5 separate regions of the Homo sapiens genome follow, and regions 1, 2, 3 and 5 are each linked to region 4. The links are chromatin contacts, found by Hi-C or POLR2A ChIA-PET in ENCODE. All regions are on one chromosome and are shown on one strand. Each heading gives the region's core, a stretch centred on a gene start or an enhancer-like site at or near the end of the contact. The rest is flanking DNA. Distances are from core to core; before and after follow the strand shown. Region 1 holds the start of BCAP29 (B cell receptor associated protein 29). Region 2 has its middle 41 kb from the start of SYPL1. Region 3 overlaps ATXN7L1 (ataxin 7 like 1). Region 4 holds the start of CCDC71L (coiled-coil domain containing 71 like). Region 5 overlaps ATXN7L1 (ataxin 7 like 1).

Region 1 (3,896 bases), core at 1,274-3,773, 920 kb before region 4:
AGGGAATGTAAGAGATCTCTCATAGGGAACAACTAGCAGTTGAGCACCTTATCATAGCTAATACCTATTGTGTTCTCACTATATTATGGTTCTAAGTACTTTTACATGTTTTATCTCATTTAATTACAACAACTACCGTAAGGGGTAGACACTAGTACTACCTCCATTTTACAGATGGGGAAACAGATCAGAGAGGATCAAGAGCATGCCCAAGGTTAGTAACATGCAGTTATAGGTGACCTGATTTCTGAGCATGTGCCTTTAACCACTGGGTTATGTAAGAAAATAATAGAGACTAAATGATGAAATATTTTCTTTAAAGATTATGGTGATACAAATATAAAAGATAAAAAGATGTGGATACACACATAGGACATATTGTAAATGATCTGCGTGCATACATACCGTATTTTCTTTATATCTGTACATGAGAACACATTTATATATCATATGCAAATATACACACATCTATCTAATAGCTACTTGATCAGGATGGGTAAAATTTTTATTTGGCAGGAAGAAAAATATTGATCCATAAGTTACAGATCACTCTGATGGAGTAAAGATCAACTGACAATTTTTCCTTCTTTGCAAACCCTTAAGCCTTATCTATAAATTAGATGTTTATATACAAAATCTTTCTTTCTCTTGAGTATATAGGATTCTATCATTGCAAATATTACCAAAAAGCAAAACAGGGTGTTACTGAGTTTGAAACAAAACCTACAGGATGAGAGGCAGCATGATGGAGTAGAAAGAACACTGGACTAAGAGCCAGATTTTTTTCTAGAATCTGTCACTTACCAGCTAGGTAACCGTAGGCTACTTGCCCTCCTGGGTCTCAGTACGTGATATATAGAACATGGGTGGAATGGATCAAATAAGATCAAAGACCCTACAGTATGATTCAATTTTTTTTCTTTAGTAAGAAACAACTTACTGAGCTTAGCTTAGCTGATAGAGAAGGACAGAAGAGAGCAGAAATCCAGGCAGGTAAGGAGCAAGTTAGGAGTTGTGAAAGACTATCTGGACCCTGAGCTAAGGTGAAACTTTAAGAAGTTTCTCCCAGTCCTGGGATTTTAATACACTTTAGTGGGTTATCTCTAGGATCTCACTTATGAAATACTTTCTTTTATGCCAGGAGTATGAACAAATATCTTGCAATATTTTTATTACATGTGTATTTCCCCATTCATACTATCAAATTTCTGGATCTAAAATTAAACGACTAAAAAGTAGATTACTGCAAGGGTAAAATGAACCACTGCTTGGCTTGAAACACTGTACTTGGTTCTTCAAGACCTTAGAAGTTCCGTCACTAACGAACTAATGCTAATACATGGTTGTGATACTTTTCACATTCAGCACTTTTAATATACATTCATTAATTTTATGTGAAATCAAAAGTAGTAAAATTGTCATTAATGAAACTAACGGTTACAAAGGCGAAAACTAAGAATAATTTATTGGCTTTGGTTTCTAAATTGCTGTTCCAGTGCCTCAGTGAAACACTTTTACACCCATGCTGTACTGTAAACATGATTTATCCACTTATATTTATTTAGTTCATGGCTCCAATTCAGGGCAATAAAACAAAGGTAAAACCTGAGACAAGGCAGGGCAGGTGTTAAAAGTATAATCGTTGCTTTATTATATCTGTAATCAACAGAATCAAAAGTATAGGCGCCTTTTCTTTTAGAAGGGAAGAAAAAGTTATTTCACTTGTACACGTAACAGAGTTTTATATAAAATGTTATTTTAATATTGTCATTATATACTACCTAATTCGTTAGGTGAGTTTATTTTCAAAGACTTTCGAAACTTTTTAATGTTCAGAAAACTTTTTCCATTTTACATTAAGAGCGATCCAATATTTATTAGTTAACGATTTGAAGGTTTCCTACCTCTGAGGAGGAATAAAAGGTAGGCAGAAGATTAAAATGAGTCCTATTTCGGCATAAAGAAAGGTTGCCACTGCAGCCCATTGGAGTGTCATTTTTTTCTTCACACCTAAATGGAAAAACACTTATTTTCTCTTGCTTCCTTTCAAACAAAACCGGGTTCAAGGCCCCGAGGCGCAGCGTTTTTGTCCAGGGGATGGACAGTGTTCCACCTTCCCCCACCTGGGAAGGCAAGCACGGACCCCGGTCAGGAAGGGGAAAAGGGTGGCCCGGGAAGCGGGTGTCGCCACCTCCCTGGGAGTCGTGGGAACTGGCGAGGCGGCTCGCTGGCCACTGCCTTTTCCGCCAGCTTCGCGGCGACAGAAGCCCAACGCCTCCCTCCACCAACGCCCGGCTTCCCGGCCCTCCCGCTCCCAGAAGGCGCCGCGGGCCCTCGACCACCGCGCCGCGGACCGGGCCGGGCCGGGTCGGGCCAGGCCAGCTCCGCGGGGTTCTCCAGACCAGGCAGCGGCGCTCTCCCTCCGCGGCCTACGCCCCACGGGTCCCCGGGTCGCAGAAGCCCTTACCCGCCGGCAGCCCGCCTGGCTCCCTGCGCTGCTCCGCGGCCGCCGACGCGCGGGACGTCAGACGCCGCGGCTGGGCGGGGGAGGGGAGCCAGGGCCCCACCCCGCCTCACGCCCCGCAGGCTCCCGCCCGCGGGTCCGTCCCGGCTGAGGTCACAGGCGGCGCGACCACGTTTATTGGCAACAGTTGTTTTCTAATTGGCGGCAGGTCAGAGAATGAGTTAGACTTTTGACCTGATGCTTGGAGGTCGGAGCGCAACTTCTTCAGGAGGACAGACTTTCCACTGCTAAGTGCGGCCCCGGCGGGAGGGTGCCGGGGTCCAGGTCTAAGGAGCGGCGCCGGGCGGCGGGGCTGGATTGGGTGGTGCAAATTCAGCGAACGCGCTTAAGACGCACTCCTTTCCGGTCACCTACTCTCTCTTCATGGTGGGAACTGTTTGTGTCCAGAATTAAGCTATATTTAATAAAGGGCCAGGATGAGGTGGTCGTGCAGCATTTTGTTCTGGAGAACCTAGGATCAACTGTATGTCACAACATATTCCGTAGGCGTTCCCGTTCCCGTCCATGGGCTGGGAAGAGACAGTAAACTTTACCGTGATGTTTGGGGACTGGTACGAAAGGTGGGTATGGGGATATTCTTTCACTATTTTCCAGCTTTTCAAACTGTGCGTGTACATTTAAGTTGTTGAGTTTTTTCAATATTGACAACGTATCAGGAATTTAATAAAAGTACTATCCTGGTAACAATTATTTGGGGAATAGTAAATAAATGTTGAAAATTGATAATTATAGAATATAAAACATTCAAAAACACATTTAAGTTGGTGCTTTTTCTTAATTTATCACTAATATTCTGGATCACATGTAACAGAAAAAATAGAAAAATAGACTTTGAACATAAATTAACCATAAGGAAGATTTTTTTTTTTTTTTTGAGATGGAGTCTCCCAATGTCGCCCAGGCTGGATTGTGGTGGTGCGATCTCGGCTCACTGTAGCCTCTGCCTCCCAGGTTCAAGTGATTCTCTGGCCCCAGTCTCCAGAGTGGCTGGGATTACAGGCGCCTGCCACCATGCCTAGCTAATTGTTGTATTTTTAGCAGAGACAGGGTTTCACCATGTTGGCCAGGCTGGTCTCGAACTCCTGGACTCAAGTGATCTGCCTGCCTTGGCCTCCCAAACTGTTGGGATTACAGGTGTGAGCCACCGCGCCTAGCCAGGAAGTTACTTTTTTTTTTTTTTTTTTGAGACAGAGTCTTGCTCTGTTGCCCAGGCAGGAGTGCAGTGGCGCAATCTCAGCTCACTGCAAGCTCCACCTCCCAGGTTCACACCATTCTCCTGCCTCAGCCTCCTGAGTAGCTGGGACTATAGGCGCCCGCCACCACGCCCAGCTAATTTTTGTATTTTTAGTAGAGACGGGGTTTCACCGTGTTA
Region 2 (3,848 bases), core at 810-3,309, 590 kb after region 4:
CCAGTTGAAGGGCTGGTGGTCTCAGCTGGTTTGAAGTGGACAAGGACTGACCCCCACTTCCTGAAAAACAACTGTTACCATGGTGAGCAATGCCTTAGAGTTGTTAACTATAAGGAAGCTACTGGCAGATATATATTATTTAGCTATATGGATTTTAAAATCAGCTAGAAGCAAGCGGCTAAAAGCAAGCAAGGCAAGATAAGCTTGGTGGGCCTTATAAGTTTAGTCCTCAGTTTCCATCAACAGCCCATGGTCAAGCAAGAGGCAGCAGGTGGGGTAACAGGAAACCAGTGGGATGCAGACAGTGCGCCCATGCCCATTTTATAGTGCTTGGAGCATGAGTTTACTATTTATAATGACCACGGAGTTTAGAGCTATTTTATTATTGCATTCCTGACAGAAATTATCAAATCATATCTGATGTGCTTGATGTCAAGTCCCTAACCCAGAATGTAAGTCCAAATTTATAACTTCATTATTTGTTTGTTTGTTTGTTTGTTTGTTTTGAGAGGAAGTTTCAGTCTTGTTGCCTAGGCTGGAGTGCAATGGCAAGATCTTAGCTCACTGCAACCTCTGCCTCCTGGATTCAAGCAATTCTCCTGCCTCCGCCTCCTAAGTAGCTGGGATTACAGGCGCAAGCCACCACGCCTGGCTAATTTTTGTATTTTCAGTAGAGACAGGGTTTCACCATGTTAGCCAGGCTGGTCTCAAACTCCTAACATCAGGTGATCCACCCACCTCAGCTTCCCAAAGTGCTGGGATTACAGGCGTGAGCCAATGCACCCGGCTATAACCTCATTATTATGATAAAAAACATACAAACCAGTTTGCAGAAACCTGTTTTATGATGCTCCAATTTATGTGGCAATTTCTAGAAAAAAATTTATGGTGATAAGTGAGAATTGTCAGTCACTGAAACATTAATTACATAGTCAGTGAAGAGCAGGTAAAATATACTTCTGGGCTTCACTTTACATTAGAGATGTTTTTCTGAAACGGTGCCTATGAAACAAATCCTTGTCCCCATTACTTCATATTTATCATTTCAAAGGCACTTTATCTTTATTTCTGGTTGATCACCCTTTGAGGGTGGCATTCCAAAATGTCAGCTCAAAATTTCCCTGCCCTTCGGTTTCTGTGACAAGTAAGTTAACGATCTGTAAATAAATCCTGAAATGTCCTCAGGAATCTGCCACTTGAAGGAATTCTATTAGGATTCTTCCAAAATGCAAACACTTGGCGTGTCATGGGCCTGCCTGAAGTTGTACGCTGGGCTTTCTGGAGGGCAGCAGACCCCTAAGAATAGAGCCCGGGCTTTCCTTTAGTTCCTCTCATTGTTTTTCAGGGACAAAAATCGTTATCTTATATTTTTTTTTTCCAGAGGAGTAGGAGGAAGATCTAAAATAGTTAGGTCTGGCAGCTTAATCTGGGTTGGCTGTCTCTGCCGGCAATCTGTAAAATGTGTTTTTCAAGGATAAGAAGTTTGGGCCCTGGGCCAGAGCTCATGTCTGTCATCAGCGGGAAAATAAATGATCTCTGTAACCTGCTGCTATGCTCTGTTTACCTTTGTGCTTAAACATGAACACCTTGCCTTCCATAGGCCCAGAGCTGCTCAAAGTGGATCCTTTGCTCTTGTCAAACAGAACCTTCATAAATCTGCCATTTGGGTGAGCATGGTGGGGCCAGCTTTTTGTGAGGTGAAACTCCAAACCAGCTTCCATTCTCGGGATTGGTATGTAGTTTTTTCATGTTGCCTAAGAGGCTCAGGAAGGGAACTTGAGGTATTTGTTTTTTCATGCCTGCAAAGGCCATTTCCTAAGAGGTGAGAAGCATATATGCATGCCTGCAAGTACCTGTGAACGTGGGCCACTGAGAGTCTCTGGGGCAAGAGCCCTTCAGGGGAATCTGGTATCTATTCATTATGCAAAACTTCATTCTAGCTAGAACAGGGCCTGGGCTACACTTAAAGCTTAAAGGGATGTCTGTTAAACCATGTTTCCTGTTTCCTGTAGAACTTACCACACTAGTACTGAAAGTGTCATAGCTCAGAGTGGAAGGTTAACGCGTAAGAAAGGGACAGTATTGGCAGAAGGCAAGTGGTGTGACCACTTCCTTCTCCACCCTCTTCTCCCATCCCTTGCCTCCCTGGAAAAGCTGGTTTCCTCAGGAGTCACTCCTTCAGCAGCCGCACAAGGCACACGCCTCGGGGAAGCCGGGCACAGGCTGGGGTTGCCTCCCTCCTGCCCCTGCCCTGCCTCCTGCCCCAGCAGACAGTGAATAAGCCACCTGGTTGGCCCAGCTTCCCGCAGTCCCACTTCTCAAGCTAGGGTACATGTATCTAGGAGGACAGGACTGTGTCGCTGGGAGGTAGAGTGAGACGGATGACAGGAGCCACAGAATCAAAACAGCACAATCGACTCATCAGTTCTTTAACTTGTAAGTTCAAGTCAAACATTACTTTTTATTTTGCTTTACTTACTTGTTTTTTGAGACAGGGTCTTCTCTGTCGCCCAGGCTGGAGTGCAGTGGCACAGTCATGGTTCACTACAGCCTCCAACTCCTGGGCTCCAGTGATCCTCCTGCTTTAGCCTCCCAAGTAGCTGGGACCACAAGCATGCAACACCATAGCTAACTTTTTTTTTTTTTTAAGAGACAGGGTCTCACTATGTTGCCCAGGCTGGTCTCAAACTCCTGGGCCCAAGCAATCTTCCCACCTTGGCCGCCCAAAGTGCTGAAACTATAGGTTTGAGCCACTGTGCCTGGCCAAACATTACTTTTTATAATAAGACGAATATTTTTTTCTGAAATAAGGCCCAATGAAGCCCACCTTGTTTGTGTTTAAGAAGCCATGACCAAAAAGAGCACTACCCATTCCTGCCCAGGCTTGTTGCAGTCACCCATTTAATCGCTCATTCAACTTGAGTGTACTTATGGGGCTCTGGCCAACTGCCAGATGAGAAAGACGCAAGCCCCTCTCAGGAACTCACAGTGTAGCGAGGAGGTAATAGGTTAATGCGTGGTTTCCAGGGAGAAGTTGGAGCTCAGATAGGGGTCAGCAGGAGTGGTTAGGGAAGCCCAGAGAAAAGACCCCAACCCAGCTAGGCACAGCTAAAGAGAGACAGTAGGCACTGCACTGGGGGAAGGAGAGAACTCGTCTACCAAGCAGGTACACTGCCCTGGTCAGGGCTTGCCTGCCCTGGCCTCTGTTTCTTCACCTGCCAGATAGGCAGTTAGAGCAGTGACTCTAAGCCCCTGCCAGACTGATATGTCTGTGGCTCCCTTCACCCACATCTCTGCAGAGCTCAGTAGCTCTCAAAAGGTAGAGCCCAGCCTCAGGGCAGCGCGGTGGTGTATGCTGGGGCTGGGATGTGTCAGGGTCATCCTAACTCCAGGATGCAAAGGTGGCCATTGCTGGCCCCAGGGTTTCATAAATTGCTCCGCACGTGGAGAGTCTGGTGTTGGCAGCATTGGTTCTGATATCCTGCCAACTGAGCATGACGCACAGGCCAGGTGGAATTCAGGGCATGTGCTCACGGAGGAACCACCGTGGATTCTGGCTGTGGCAAAGGTGCTGCAGATTTGCGCCTCAGTTGATTTGTTCCAGGATGGCGAGCACCATGGCCAGCCACACCCCAGGGAACATTCCCCCTGCTCCCTCAGCACCCAGCAGCCTCGCAGCCCAGCAGCCCAGCCCCGCAGCCCTCTCTGGCCATTGATTGCTTAGGCAGTACCTGAAAGAAATCTCACCTCATCTGGTCAGCTAGCCTGGGCTTATCTGTAGGGAATTTCACATCCGCTTCCCCCACCAAAAGACACACATCATTTTGTGTAAATGTGAAACTTCAGGG
Region 3 (4,305 bases), core at 1,685-4,184, 990 kb after region 4:
GTAAACAGGACACCTGCCCTCTGGGTGTGTCCAGGCACAGGACACTTAGACCAGTAAACCAGTAATTACAGCGTGTGATGTGCGCTAAGATGAGGGACTCAGTGTACTCGAGCACCTGTCCTGTTGTAACTCCATGATGTGGGTATTATTGTCCCCATTTTACAGGTAAGGAGACTGGGGCTCAGGGGGTTAAGTTATTTCCCCAAGTCCCAGAGCTAATGAGTGACAGAGCTGGGATTTGAGCCCAGATCTTTCTGATTCCAAAGACAGCATGTTTGGTCGGCATTTCCAGTGACTCCCGAAGCTCATGGAGCATGAAAATCACCTCAGGACCTTTTAAAAAATCACAGATTTGGGGGCCCTGGCCCTGCTGTCCAAAAGTAAAGAAGTGGCTGCTGCACTGTGTGTTCTCTGATGTGGAAGTGCAGCCTGGCACCTGCTCTGCCTCCTGCAGCCAGGATCCTCCCTCCACGGGGCCTGGCAAGCCATGAGGCCTTAGCTCAAGGCACCAGGGCAAAGGTCACTGATGCTGCCTCAAGACAGCGTTGGGAAGATTCGGTCCAGCTGTTCAGGTATTTTTATGTATTTATTTTAAAATTTCAGCTTTTAGATTCAAGGGGTACATGTGCAGGTTTGTTTTGGGGGGTTTTTTGTTTTGTTTTGTTTTTTTGAGACAGAGTCTCACTCTGTCTCTCAGGCTGGAGTGCAGTGTCGCAATCTCGGTTCATTGCTACCTCCATCTCCAAGGTTCAAGCGATTCTCCTGCCTCGGCCTCCCGAGTAGCTGGGATTACAGACACATGCCACCACACCTGGCTAATTTTTGTATTTTTAGTAGAGACGGAGTTTTCCCATGTGGGCCAGGCTGGTCTTGAACTCCTGACCTCAAGTGGTCCACCCACCTCGGCCTCCCAAAGTGCCGGGATTACAGGTGTGAGCCACTATGCCCAGCCATTCTATCAGGTATTTTAAATATGGGGAATCCCAGCTCATGGATCTTCTCCCCAAGATCCTGGGGTCTGTGGCTCCCCCGTGCCCAGGTCCAGCTGTCTGCCATACCTGTCCCATCAGTGCTCTGGGGGCGATATCAGCTGTGTCATCCTAAGGTAGAATTCAACAGCTTATCTGCAAGCTGGTAGCCCCCAGTTTTCACCAAAGCTGTGGTGACTCCTGTGTTTAAACACATGTGACTTGTGCGGTGTGTGTTTGTGGTTTTGGAGGGGGCTACTCTGATGGAGAAGTTCAGTGCCATGCATGTGGAGTCCTTGTCAACCCCTCTGCTACCACTGGGCCCAGACAGTGGGGAGCAGATAGAGCCATAAAAGGCCTCATGTTATGAAGAGGATCGTGGTTCTGGCTCCAGGTGGAGTCCGGCAGACTCAGGTCCTTCGGGCAGCAGCTTGCCTTCTGAGGGCCGCGTCCGTTCTCCTCCACTCAGAGTGACAACTGTGGCAGCGAGCCAGGATCTGGAGAGTGCTGTCCCCTGAGCACAGGAAGCCCTCTGATGACAAAGGTCTAGCAGTGACAGCAACCTATTGTATCATCACTGTAATAACCCAGGGCTCATAGCCCAGTGTCTGGCACATGGTAGGTGCCAAGGAAATGCTAAGAAAAAAAAAAAAAAAAGAGTGAATGAATGAATGAAATAGCTTTCATTTTAACCCATATTTTTGTCTCCTTCCTGCATTTGTATTGGCACCTACTTTCTCTCTTCCACCTTTTCTGCTTAAGGATATGTTAGTGTTTTGTTGTTGTCTGTTTTTATCTTCTTGGATGAACTTAAACAGTTTTAAAAAAGACAGAGCCTATTAAGCAATGCATCTTATATCATTCTCTTTTTTCCTCATCATCATGTATTTATCAAGTGCTTTTTTTTTTCTTTTTTTTGAGATGGGGTCTCATTCTGTCACCAGGCTAGAGTGCAGTGGCGTGATCTCAGGTCACTGCAACCTCTGCCTCCCAGGTTCAAGCAATCCTCCCACCTCAACCTCCCGAGTAGCGGGGATTACAGGCATGCACCACCACGCCTGGCTAATTTTTCTGTGTTTTTAGTAGAGACGGGCTTTCACCATGTTGGCCAGGCTGGTCTCAAACTCCTGACCTCAAGTGATCCACCCACCTCGGCCTCCCAAAGTGCTGGGATTACAGGAGTGAACCACCGCACCCAGCCTCAAATATTTTTCTTTAAGTAGTGATTAGTCTCTACATACTATTTGTGCCATTTTGAATTTCCTTGTGAATGTGAGTGTACTATTTTGCATACATTTTCTTAGGTTGAGATAACTCTCTTACCTGTCTCCTACCAATTGCTTTATTATGGATTATTCAGGTTGCTTGTAGTATTTTTTTTTTTAACTGTAGTAAACAGTGCTGAGAATATCTTTGAACTTTTTTTTTCCCTTTGGGATATTTCCTGGAGGCCTATTTTCCAAACTTACATTACCAGATTACCAGATGAAAGGCTATGGATGCTTTTTAGTTCCTGTTATTATCACCAGGTTGCTCTCCAGAAAAATGTAATCCCTTGAAAGTACCGCTGGCAAGGTGTACATGTGCTTGTCTCCCCACAGATTCTATTTCTGTAGTTTTTCCTTTTAGCTAGTCTAGGTGTCTTGTGAGGGCATCCCTGGGGGCTGATGGAAGTATTTCAGGGCCCTGGAAAGCCCCTGGGACTCCCCAGATCCTGCCCAATAGTGGTGATGCCAGAAATTTGCACCTTAGTATAAATGACAAATAGAAGAGGAGGAGGAAGGGGGAATGCCACCACAGGGGAAAAGTTAAAAAGGATCCTAAGTTACATGACTTCACAGCAGCTCTGGAATGGGAAATGCCCTTGTAAGAATCATCCCAGTTGCATTTCTAAAGCGTGGAGGGAAAGGAACATCCCAGGCAGGGTGGCATGGTAGAAAGGGCATTGGCTCTGGGGCCAGGCAAGCCTGGGCTTTCCTGCCAGCTGCTGAGGTCTGCGTGACCTTGGTCTTGTTTCACAATCTTGCTAAGCTTTAATTTCCCCCATCTGATATCTAAGAAGAAAAAAAAATAATAGTAATTTCCCCATCTATAACAAGGCAACTAACGGTATCATACCACATGGTAGGGTTATTGGGTAGATGAGCTGGTGAGTGAAAAGCAGCTTACACAGTGCCTGATATATAGTAGGTACTCAAGAAAGCCTGCTTTCCCTCCTAACTGAATGAATGTGCATGGGGTGACCAGATGACGAAGAAACCATCCCAGAGCCTAGGGATTTGGGAACTGAGCTGGTGTTGGTGTGAACAGTGTAGACCACAGGCCCACACTCATATTTGTCAAAAGAACTTAGTGCCCAAGATAGGTCATGTTGCCCAGCAGTGGGTAGGAGGTGAAGAGGGGTAAAGAAGACCTAGCATAACCTTTGCTTAAGGAACGCCTCCTCGGCTCCTCAGCCCTGCCATCTTTTAAAGAGGTACTGCAGTCTGAGAAGGGAATGGGCACTCCAGAAAAGCTCACAAGCACTCCTGGCATGGAAACTGCTTGGCACAGCTCTGCCTGCATTCGCAGCCTGTCCTATCACCTGACTTTCCTGTGTCTTCATTTCCTCCTCTGCTGAGCAAGGCTGATTCAATATCCCCCCTTACACCATGGCAGTAAGTTTAGTATCTAACTACGATGGTGACAAATGAGACAACAGGCCCAGGTTCTAGCCCAAGCTCCTCCACTTAATAGTCTTATGACTTTGGGCAAGTTTCTCAAATGCAGTCTGTCTCCATTTCCACAGCTGGGGGGAATCGTTACCTCACCAAGCGGCTGTAAGTACAGCTGGCCTGGCTCCTGGCACGGCTCCCAGTGCCAAGGTGCCAGCCCTGCCTCTCTCTCCAACTCCAGTTTACTTTTGGAAGAAGGCCCCTTGGAAATCAGGGTGTTTATAGGCAGCATCCTGACTGCAGCTACAAAAGCAGATTGAACCCACTGATAAGATAGAAACCGGCTAATGACTTGCCAAGCACCTGCCCTCAAAAGTGGGGGCTGAAGGAGACTCCATGCTGTCAAGTGAGTAAGCCAGGTGCTGGCCTAAGCCCAAGTGTGCTTACACAACCATGGCAGGCCACAAGCGACTGTGGTGCTCAAAGTCTATTGGGAGGGGGTTAGTCCCTTAAAAGCCATATTGGAAAATTCTCAACAAGTTCTTTCTAAAAATGGTGCAGGGAGCCACCTTGAGTATTTGCAGCCGGCTCAGCCATTCATGAGGCATCTGTGCTAAGGTTTTAAATACAGGACACTGATGCTGCAAGTATGAAAATATCTCCATGAATAAGCGTATGGGGAA
Region 4 (4,158 bases), core at 913-3,412:
AGTTGAGATCTTATGTTTTCTTAGAACCAAAATTGTGTTTAAAAAAGGTTTATCTTCTTAATTGAAATAAGTTCTATACATTTATGTAAATGTCTGGAATATATTTATGTGGTAAAGACCCTGAAGAATTTATAAAATGATGATTATCAAGGAAGGGAGGGGATTCCAATATGAAAAGCCAGGTCTACTTTAATCCTTGTTTTATCCTTGCTTTTCATTATGAAGCCCCCCTAACTTTCTCATGGCTCACTCTAGATTTTGGGTATTCCAATGGAAATTATTCAAATTTCACTTTACTATGTGTCTCAGAATTACGGAAAGAGCAAATTGTGATGTAAAGAGTTGTTGCTATATCATTCCTTTATAAGGATTTAGGAAGCTGGTATTTGGCTCTGTAATCTTGTTCTGAGATCAGAGTGTGCTTTTCTAGGAAAATGATTTTCTATTCAGAAAGTTACCATGATTTTGCTAGAGAGCTGGTTCCTGGTTAGATGTTTTATTTTTGCCATAAGCCCATTGTGTGGAGTTTTATTTTTGCCATAAACTCATTGTGTGGTGAGAGCTTTCAAGAATTTGACATCTCTGGTGTAGAGCTTTCAAATTATTTATTTTAGGTTTTATTGAAACTGAACAAACAAAATATTATTCATAAATCTATTATAAGACAGAGAAAAACTGCTCAATTCTGGGTGGGGTGGAAGTAGGAATAGGGGTACAGCTCTGTCCTTCGTCATTCTACTTATGCATAAAGCATGTTCTATTGAATTCCTTAGAGTCTGGACAGCACAGTTTGAAAAACCTTCAGTGAAATACAAAGATCACTAGATTAGAAATCGAAGGATTTAGAATCCCAGTTCTGCTATCAGCCAGCTGTGTTACTGAACCTCTATGGTACAGATTTCCTCACCTGTTAAATAAGGAGAATGAACTAGGTCTCTTTCAGGTCAAATATTTGAGGAAACCATTAGCAACTACATGTAAATCACAAAACTCCTATACTTTATTTGTTCACTACTGCAAAATAAGATGTTTCCTGGGTAAAATCCACATGCCCACCTCAAAGTTCTAAGTGTCAGGAGATTTTTTCTTTTAACCTTAAGAAATTTAAAGGAGTTCTGTGAAAATTGCAATATAAAATATCTAATTGTCCTGTTCTAAGCAGTTTCAACATTTCTGACTCTATTTGGGATAATCGGTGGTATTTCATTGATTCATTCGGCAAACACATTGAGTGTCCACTACCTGACAGGAACTGAGTTAGGTATAGAGGACAGAAAAGATGACTAAAGGATGTCCACTACTCTCCTCCCAATACAAAAGGTAATGTGTTTTGAACAATTTGTGTTTTTCAACGAAACCTTATCTGTTGTCTGCGATGATGCATCCTTTCTAAATGATAGGGGTGGCTTTGACATTTTAAAACTAAATGAAAAACGAATTGGCATCCATAAAGAACTGTGTATTTAAAACTATATTTTCTTTTCACAGAATGGCTTTATTGTAATAGATCTTTGATCAACTTGAGCAAAGAGTATTTAGTTTTATAGGGTATGACATGTTTTGCTTTCTGGATAAGCAGGGTCTCTCTTAAATATGAAGATGGCTCCAGTGTCCAGAGGGAGACTAAAATCTCTCAGCTGCCAGCCACGCACATTACCTGAATGATTCTGGATTACTACTGGCTTCTTGAGATGGGCTGGGGTCAAGACAGGGAAGAGTTTTGAATGAAGATGCCAGAAGAGGCCTTTGAGAGGGTGGATGGGAATTGCGAAAGGCCCATTTCCCCTAGACTTAAACCCAAATTCCCTAGCTGTGATGATACCAGGAACATCCTTCAGGGAAATCTCCCTTTGTTATCCACACTGGTAGAGCTCCCAGCTCAATCCACAACTGCACACCCCCTCACTCTAAGAGTCACTCTTCCCATGGTGTAGCCAACATCCACCCTCTTACTCTAGACGTGGCAGCCCTCCTAGATCCACCCAACCGTTGACTTACGTTCAAAGGCCATCACCCACCCCAGCACCATCTTCCAGGAACTGGCCTCTCCCCCATCAGTCCCCGCCCCTCTTCTGAGAGCACCCAATGGGTGGAGTCGGGGCTGCGGTGGGAGGGGCCTGAGGCGGGCACATTTAAAGAAAGGCAGCCGGCGAAAAGAGGCAAGAGAGGAGAAGAAAGAGAAACCAGGGGGGCGAGGCGCCGTCCAATGACAAAGCCCAGGGGTGGGCGCCGGCCGCCATCTTGTACCGGGCAGCAGGATATTCGCCCGCGTCCTCCGCCCTCGGAGGGGGAGGGGCGGCGGCGGAGGCGAGAAAAGTAGCGAGAGACGCCAGCAGCAGCCGCCGCCGCGGAGCCAACGCGGACTGGGACGGCGGCGGCAGTAGTGGGACCCGGCGAGCGTGAGTGGCCCGGAGCGGCCTTCGATGCGGCGCAGTATGAAGAGGCGGCGGCGCCGGCGCCCGGTCGCCCCGGCCACGGCCGCCCGGGGCGGCGACTTTAGGGCAGAAGACGGGGCTGGGTTGGAGGCGCGGGAGGAGAAGGTGGTGTACTCGCGGTCGCAACTGTCGCTGGCTGACAGCACCAAGGCGCTGGGCGACGCCTTCAAGCTCTTCATGCCCCGCAGCACGGAGTTCATGAGCTCGGACGCGGAGCTCTGGAGCTTCCTCTGCAGCCTCAAGCACCAGTTCTCCCCGCACATCCTGCGCAGCAAGGACGTCTACGGCTACTCCTCCTGCCGGGCCCTGGTACCCGACCCCCCGGGGCCCCCTACAGCCCGCGGCCAGGCGCGCCGGCCGGTTCCGCGCGCAGCGGCCAGGAGGAGGCGCCGCGGAGCCCGGGCGGCCGCTGCCCGCAGGAGGAAGCCCCGGCCGCCACCCCCACCGCCGCCGCCCCCCGAGGAGAGCTGCCCGGCCAAGCCCGTGGCCCCCGGGCCCTGCTTCGGGGGCCGCACCTTGGAGGAGATCTGGAGGGCGGCCACCCCGACGCTGACCACCTTCCCCACCATCCGCGTCGGCAGCGACGTGTGGGGCGAGCGCAGCCTGGCGGCAGCGCGGCGCAGGGCGCGCCAGGTCCTGCGAGTGAACCTGGAACCCATGGTGAGGCTCCGCCGCTTCCCGGTGCCCCGGGCATGAGGTGCGGCCTCCAGGGCGCCTCCTGCCGGCCCCGACCTTGGGACAGGCCTTCCGCCCGGAGGAATGAACAAGTGTCAGTCGAGTGTTTACAGATCCGGCCAGGACCCCGGCCCCCAATGCACTTTACGCGCGAAGAAGTTGCCGGATGGTTGTCCCTGTCCCGGGCCGCGGCGCGGTCGTCTTGGACGCTGGGGCAGGTGTGCCCTCTGCTGCCTCCCGTACCCGGCCTGCGGAGGGAGGGGACAGCTGGACCCGCAGGGGAGGTCCCTTTCTTCCTGACCACCGATTGAGACGTCTCCAGGACCTTAGGGGCAGATCCGTTTTCTCACTGTTGGACTCTACCTCACTGGTCTGGAAGTCCTCCGAAGACATTATTTTTCCAAAGGAATTTGGTTTCGTGCTTGTGTAATAAAGCCAGAATTTACTTGTTCTTTATCTCCCCCTTTTTCTATTTCACTGTCACCCCTCTTTGTGGACAGAAGTTCGAACATGTGGTGTTGCACTAGTTTGTGCTCAGGGTATTCTGAAGCCCACTCGTTTCCTAATTTTTACTGGATTCCAAAGCTTTGATCGAGGATATTTTTTAAGAGGTTCAAGCTTGTGACTGTTAGTAGTGCAAGGATTTGTATGGGCTCAGTGATTACAAACAAAGACATGCAAAATACAACTGTTTAAACATTTTCAAGGTATTTTTAAAGGTTTTGTATTGAAACAATGTTTATATTTACTGAGCTCCTAAAAATGGTAGAATACACATGAAAACTTTTGTTTAGGAAAAGTTAACTTGTTAAATTCTTTTGAATTGAATAAAAAAATGCATTGAAACCATATGGTGTGTGATTAAAAAAAATGAATAAATTGTGAAGAACTGGTTTTGGTTACAGGAGTCACTGGAATCCGACTGGAGATGATTTGGCCCCCTGTCCTGGTCTAACATACAAATCTAGGAATATTATGCGTTAAAGTATTTTAAAATACATTATCCTTGTAATGTATTTTACAAGGATAATGTATTTTAAAATGGGAG
Region 5 (4,044 bases), core at 1,501-4,000, 970 kb after region 4:
CCCGACTTCTTCCTCCCCTGCTCCTTCCTTGGTCTTGGATGTGCTAAGTTGCCTTTGCTCTTCTCCTGTGATGTATCAGGCAACTGCTGCATTTCACTCCAGGGTGGCTCCATTTCAGATCCCAGTGAAACAATTTCTATATATAGTTGGTAATAAAATGTGGGTTACTTTGAGGGGAAAGAGAAAGCCACTATGTGGGTTCCTGTTCACCACCATGGCGCTGGTGGCCCCGTAACCAGAAGAGCAACCTTTGCTCTCCAAAACAAAGGTGAAGCTGGCCCACAGTCACAGTGGCTTTTCCAAACAGCCTGTTTCTACTTACTCATTACTTTCCCCAAAACCTGTGGAGTGGGAAGGGGGTGACATTTTATTCTTCAAATTAGATGGATGGATGGATGGATGGATGGATGGATGGATGGATGGATGGATGGGGCATTAGATTTAAGTCCACCCAGCAATTTAAAATTTCTCACTCGGTCAGACACAGTAGCTCAAGCCTGTAACCCCAGCACTTTGGAGGCCCAAGCGGGAGGACTGCCTGAGGCCAGGAGTTCAGGACTAGCTTGGGCAACATAGTGAGATTCTGTCTCTACAAAAACTTTAAAAATTAGCCAGGCATGGTGGCAGACACCTATAGTCCCAGCTACTTGGGAGGCTGAGGCAGAAGGATTCCTTGAGCCCAGGAGTTCAAGGCTGCAGTGAGCTATGATGGCACCACTGCACTCCAGCCTGGGCAAGAGAGAAACCTTGTCTCTATTTAAAACAAAAACAAAAAAAATTTCTCACTCTTACGTCCACACCCAGGTTCTCTTGGAATTGTTTTCTGAACTCCTCAGGTAACTAAAATTTTATTTGGTTAATTCTCTTGGTCCTACAGTGAGATACTGCTTGATGCACTCTGGGAAAAATGGAAAAGCCTGTTAAAATAAGCAATTTAAGAAGTGTTTCTGCTGGGCATGACGGCTCATGCTTGTAATCCCAGTGCTTTGGAAGGCCAAAGCAGGAGGATCGCTTGAGGCCAGGAGTTTGAGACCAGCCTGGTGGCAAGACTCCGTGTCTACAAAAGATTTAAAAATTAGCCAAGGGCAGTGGTGCGGCTCCTTAGGAGGCTGAATCGGGAGGATCGCTTGAGCCCAGGAATTCAAGGATGCAGTGAGCTCTGATGGCACCACTGCACTTCAGCCTGGGTGGCAGAGCAAAAGGTCTCTAAAAAAGAAAGAGCTGGGTGCGGTGGCTCATACCTGTAATCCCAGCACTCTGGGAGGCTGAGACGGGTTGATCGCTTGAGGTCAGGAGTTCGAGACCAGCCTGGCCAACATGGCAAAACTCCATCTCTACCAAAAATACAAAAACTAGCCAGGCGTAGTGGTGCATGCCTGTAATCCCAGCTACTTAGGAGGCTGTGGCAGGAGAATTGCTTGAACCCAGGAGGCAGAGGTTGCAGTGAGCCAAGATAGCGCCATTGCACTCCAGCCTGGGTGACAGAGCCAGACTCCATCTCAAAAAAAGAAGGAAGGAAGGGAGGGAGGGAGGGAGGGAGGAAGGAAGGAAGGAAGGAAGGAAGGAAGGAAGGAAGGAAGGAAGGAAGGAAGGAAAGAAAGAAATTCATCCAGCATGTCCCTTTCTTCTCCTATGGGATTTACCAACTGACAAATTCTAGTGCTCCTGCCATCACCCCCACATGTGCAGCAAAGCCTCCACATTTGCAAAATCTAAGTCAATCTCTAAAAGATGCTTCGAGGAAGCACCCAGTTCCTTCTGCTAATAACCGCAGTGTGTCATGTGACACCTCCCCCTCCCCCAACCAGTTCTCTCTGAAAACTACCCACCCACCCCACCAATAAAGTAGCATGACGTCTGTCCTTCAGCTGCCAATATCTACATTTCCTTCAAGGTGGTAATCTTTTGCTTTTGTAATTTAAGTTCTTTTTTATTCGTAATTGTTACCCAATTGCTTTGGGGCTTGCATAAACAGTTAACAAAAACACCCGCACGAGGCAGCCGGTTCGCTTTCTGTGCTTGTTGTTCTTGGCACTGGGTCAGTTCTATGAACTTCTGGTGTCCAACTGGTAGGACCTGAAACTCCGTGTTTAACAAGTGCGTGTAGTCAAAACAGTTGGCGTGTGCAAGCGCGGATAGCTGGTATTGACTGCAGCTGGTCAGCCGTCGGGCTGTGCACCGTGCAGAATACCGTATCACGTTGCTCTGTTTGGGGCTGGGCTTTTGTTGTTGTTTAGTCGTTGCGATTTTTTTCCCTCCTTTTTCTTTCTCTCTCTCTCTCTTTTTTTTTTTCTTTTTTTTTTTTTTACTGACATCCGTGCTAATGTGGATCGCTTCAGGTTCCAAAAGTACAACATGTTTACAGTCGTCGTAGCATCAGATTAAGTTGGCAGCCTGAGTCTCTCTGTAAGTGGTTTTAGTTTACATTTCTTCTTCTAGCAGGATGTTTTGCATAATTTTGCTGATCCTAGGTTATTTATAGACTTTTTTTTGAAGAAACGGGGATGCATAAGAGTTTCTGTTCCAACTGTGGAAAGTGAAATTTGTTTCTCCACTTAGAGAAACGGCGGTGTATGTGCAGCAGAGGGTTATTTTAGCTCTTGATGATTAATTTCTTAGGGGTCACTTAATAACGTTCCCGAGAGTCCTAGGACGTGTTGTTTTCCTTTAGTCGTTCACAAACGGAGTAAAATGAAAGTAATGATGCCATTTCCTCTGGGGCGCTCCTCGAGGGTGGATGCAGTGATTGGGTATTGTTTCAAACGTCTGAAATGAGTTTACAGCGGTTGTTTTGTCAAACTCCTGGGAGCAGTGGCATTTGGTGACCCAAAACATGCCCAAGGGCTGGTCTGCAGGACTCAGAGTCACGGGGGAGGGGGACGGAGGAAGAACAGACACAGGGAAGTTACTGGACCTTAGTTTGTCCCCACCTAAATGACAGTGATATGCAGACATTTATAACATTTTTAAAAGGATGATTGACTGCAAGATGGCATATGGGCTCATGCTTTATCTGTGTGATTTTCTGGCCTGGTGGTAGCATCTTTGGGGGCCCGTGTGCATGTTTGAGTAAGAACTAAAGCTTAGCGAAAACACTAAGCCGGAATTAGCACTCTATAAAAGGGTTTCCCGTAATATTTACTAGAACAGTTGGCTAAAAATTGCCGTGCTTGTCCCACTGAATGGCTGTGTAATTAAATCAGCCCTTGATATCGTACCTTGAGCACCTCCCATCTCTGAGTCTGCCGCTCTTGGAATTTGCATGAGTAAGTAGCGCGTTCATCAGCATAATGAATGTGGAGTCCCAGTCTAATGGTCCGGGAGAACCTTGTAAATGAGACACTTCATTGTGCCTCGGGTTAAATATTTTAAACTAAACAAATCGCAAAAGAAGGAGAAGACGACAAACATCATTTAGGCCTCACGGAAGGCCTTCTGAGGAGCGGGTCTGCTTAGATCCAAGACCTTGAGTCCCACACAGATGGGTCCAACCCCACCCCCAGCATCACATGAATGAGAACGGACAGTGAAAACGGAAATTTCCAAGGTGGTAAATGTGACCATTAGGATGAGGCTTGACATAGTTCTAACTGCTGAGTGCTGCCAAGAGAGGCTTTCTTTTCTCCTCCATGTTTCTCTCATTCATATGAATGCTTTTTTTTGCTGGGCGCGGTGGCTCATGCCTGTAATCCCAGCACTTTGGGAGGCTGAGGCGGGCGGATCACCTGAGGTCGGGAGTTCGAGACCAGCCTGACCAACATGGAGAAACCCCGTCTCTACGAAAAATACAAAAATTAGCTGGGCATGGTGGCACATGCCTGTAATCCCAGCTACTCGGGAGGCTGAGGCAGGAGAATTGTTTGAACCCAGGAGGCGGAGGTTGCTGTGAGCCGAGAGCGCGCCATTGCACTCCAGCCTGGGCAACAAGAGCGAAACTCCGTCTCAAAAATAAAAAAAGAAGTGCCCTGTCTCCTTTAACCTTGCAGAGAATAATGATGAGGCTTCCTTGCTTTAGGCCTTTGACGTTTAGAGTCTGTCCTGTGC

Evidence for each region. A loop is a pair of places that touch in the nucleus more often than their neighbours do. ChIA-PET counts read pairs that join two places held with the same protein, here RNA polymerase II (POLR2A). Pooled maps may share reads with other maps.
Region 1: a loop to region 4 is called in a map of ascending aorta, with 8 times the contacts of the local background. The contact joins the promoter of BCAP29 here to the promoter of CCDC71L in region 4. A Hi-C loop is called at or near these places in 1 of 168 maps with a recorded cell type or tissue (ascending aorta) and 7 of 50 pooled maps. POLR2A ChIA-PET finds 5 or more read pairs at or near these places in 1 of 52 experiments (AG04449).
Region 2: a loop to region 4 is called in a map of B cell, with 3 times the contacts of the local background. The contact joins the enhancer-like site here to the promoter of CCDC71L in region 4. A Hi-C loop is called at or near these places in 1 of 168 maps with a recorded cell type or tissue (B cell), 5 of 37 single-sample maps with no recorded cell type and 12 of 50 pooled maps. POLR2A ChIA-PET finds 5 or more read pairs at or near these places in 1 of 52 experiments (activated T-cell).
Region 3: a loop to region 4 is called in a pooled map, with 3 times the contacts of the local background. The contact joins the enhancer-like site here to the promoter of CCDC71L in region 4. A Hi-C loop is called at or near these places in 5 of 50 pooled maps.
Region 5: a loop to region 4 is called in a pooled map, with 4 times the contacts of the local background. The contact joins the enhancer-like site here to the promoter of CCDC71L in region 4. A Hi-C loop is called at or near these places in 5 of 50 pooled maps.

Annotation. Positions count from the first base shown.
Region 1 is chr7:107,578,873-107,582,768 of GRCh38, reverse strand. It overlaps BCAP29 (B cell receptor associated protein 29), which reads right to left and starts at 2,523. Exons shown (of 8, transcript NM_018844.4): 1 at 2,468-2,523; 2 at 1,905-2,010. The coding sequence starts at 1,996. It overlaps DUS4L-BCAP29 (DUS4L-BCAP29 readthrough), which reads right to left. Exons shown (of 13, transcript NR_163941.2): 7 at 1,905-2,010. RefSeq lists an enhancer at 2,016-2,085 and a silencer at 2,176-2,665.
Region 2 is chr7:106,069,887-106,073,734 of GRCh38, reverse strand. No RefSeq gene overlaps it. Among named protein-coding and RNA genes, the nearest start is that of SYPL1, 41 kb to the left of the region's middle. RefSeq lists an enhancer at 1,358-1,652. Within about 2 kb of position 2,059, at least 28 of the 41 ENCODE cell types and tissues checked have a DNase peak (open chromatin) inside an H3K27ac peak, as active enhancers do; they include B cell, where a contact is called at or near this core.
Region 3 is chr7:105,673,205-105,677,509 of GRCh38, reverse strand. The region is part of intron 3 of ATXN7L1 (ataxin 7 like 1); the gene reads left to right. Among named protein-coding and RNA genes, the nearest start is that of EFCAB10, 94 kb to the right of the region's middle. RefSeq lists enhancers at 1,177-1,226, 1,101-1,601. Within about 2 kb of position 2,934, at least 14 of the 41 ENCODE cell types and tissues checked have a DNase peak (open chromatin) inside an H3K27ac peak, as active enhancers do.
Region 4 is chr7:106,659,162-106,663,319 of GRCh38, reverse strand. CCDC71L (coiled-coil domain containing 71 like) reads left to right here and starts at 2,162. Exons shown (of 1, transcript NM_175884.6): 1 at 2,162-4,158. The coding sequence starts at 2,424. The coding sequence ends at 3,131. RefSeq lists a silencer at 2,719-2,988 and an enhancer at 3,339-3,388.
Region 5 is chr7:105,689,922-105,693,965 of GRCh38, reverse strand. All of the region lies in intron 3 of ATXN7L1 (ataxin 7 like 1), which reads left to right. Among named protein-coding and RNA genes, the nearest start is that of EFCAB10, 110 kb to the right of the region's middle. RefSeq lists enhancers at 2,013-2,688, 2,689-3,364, 3,365-4,040, 4,041-4,044. Within about 2 kb of position 2,750, at least 33 of the 41 ENCODE cell types and tissues checked have a DNase peak (open chromatin) inside an H3K27ac peak, as active enhancers do.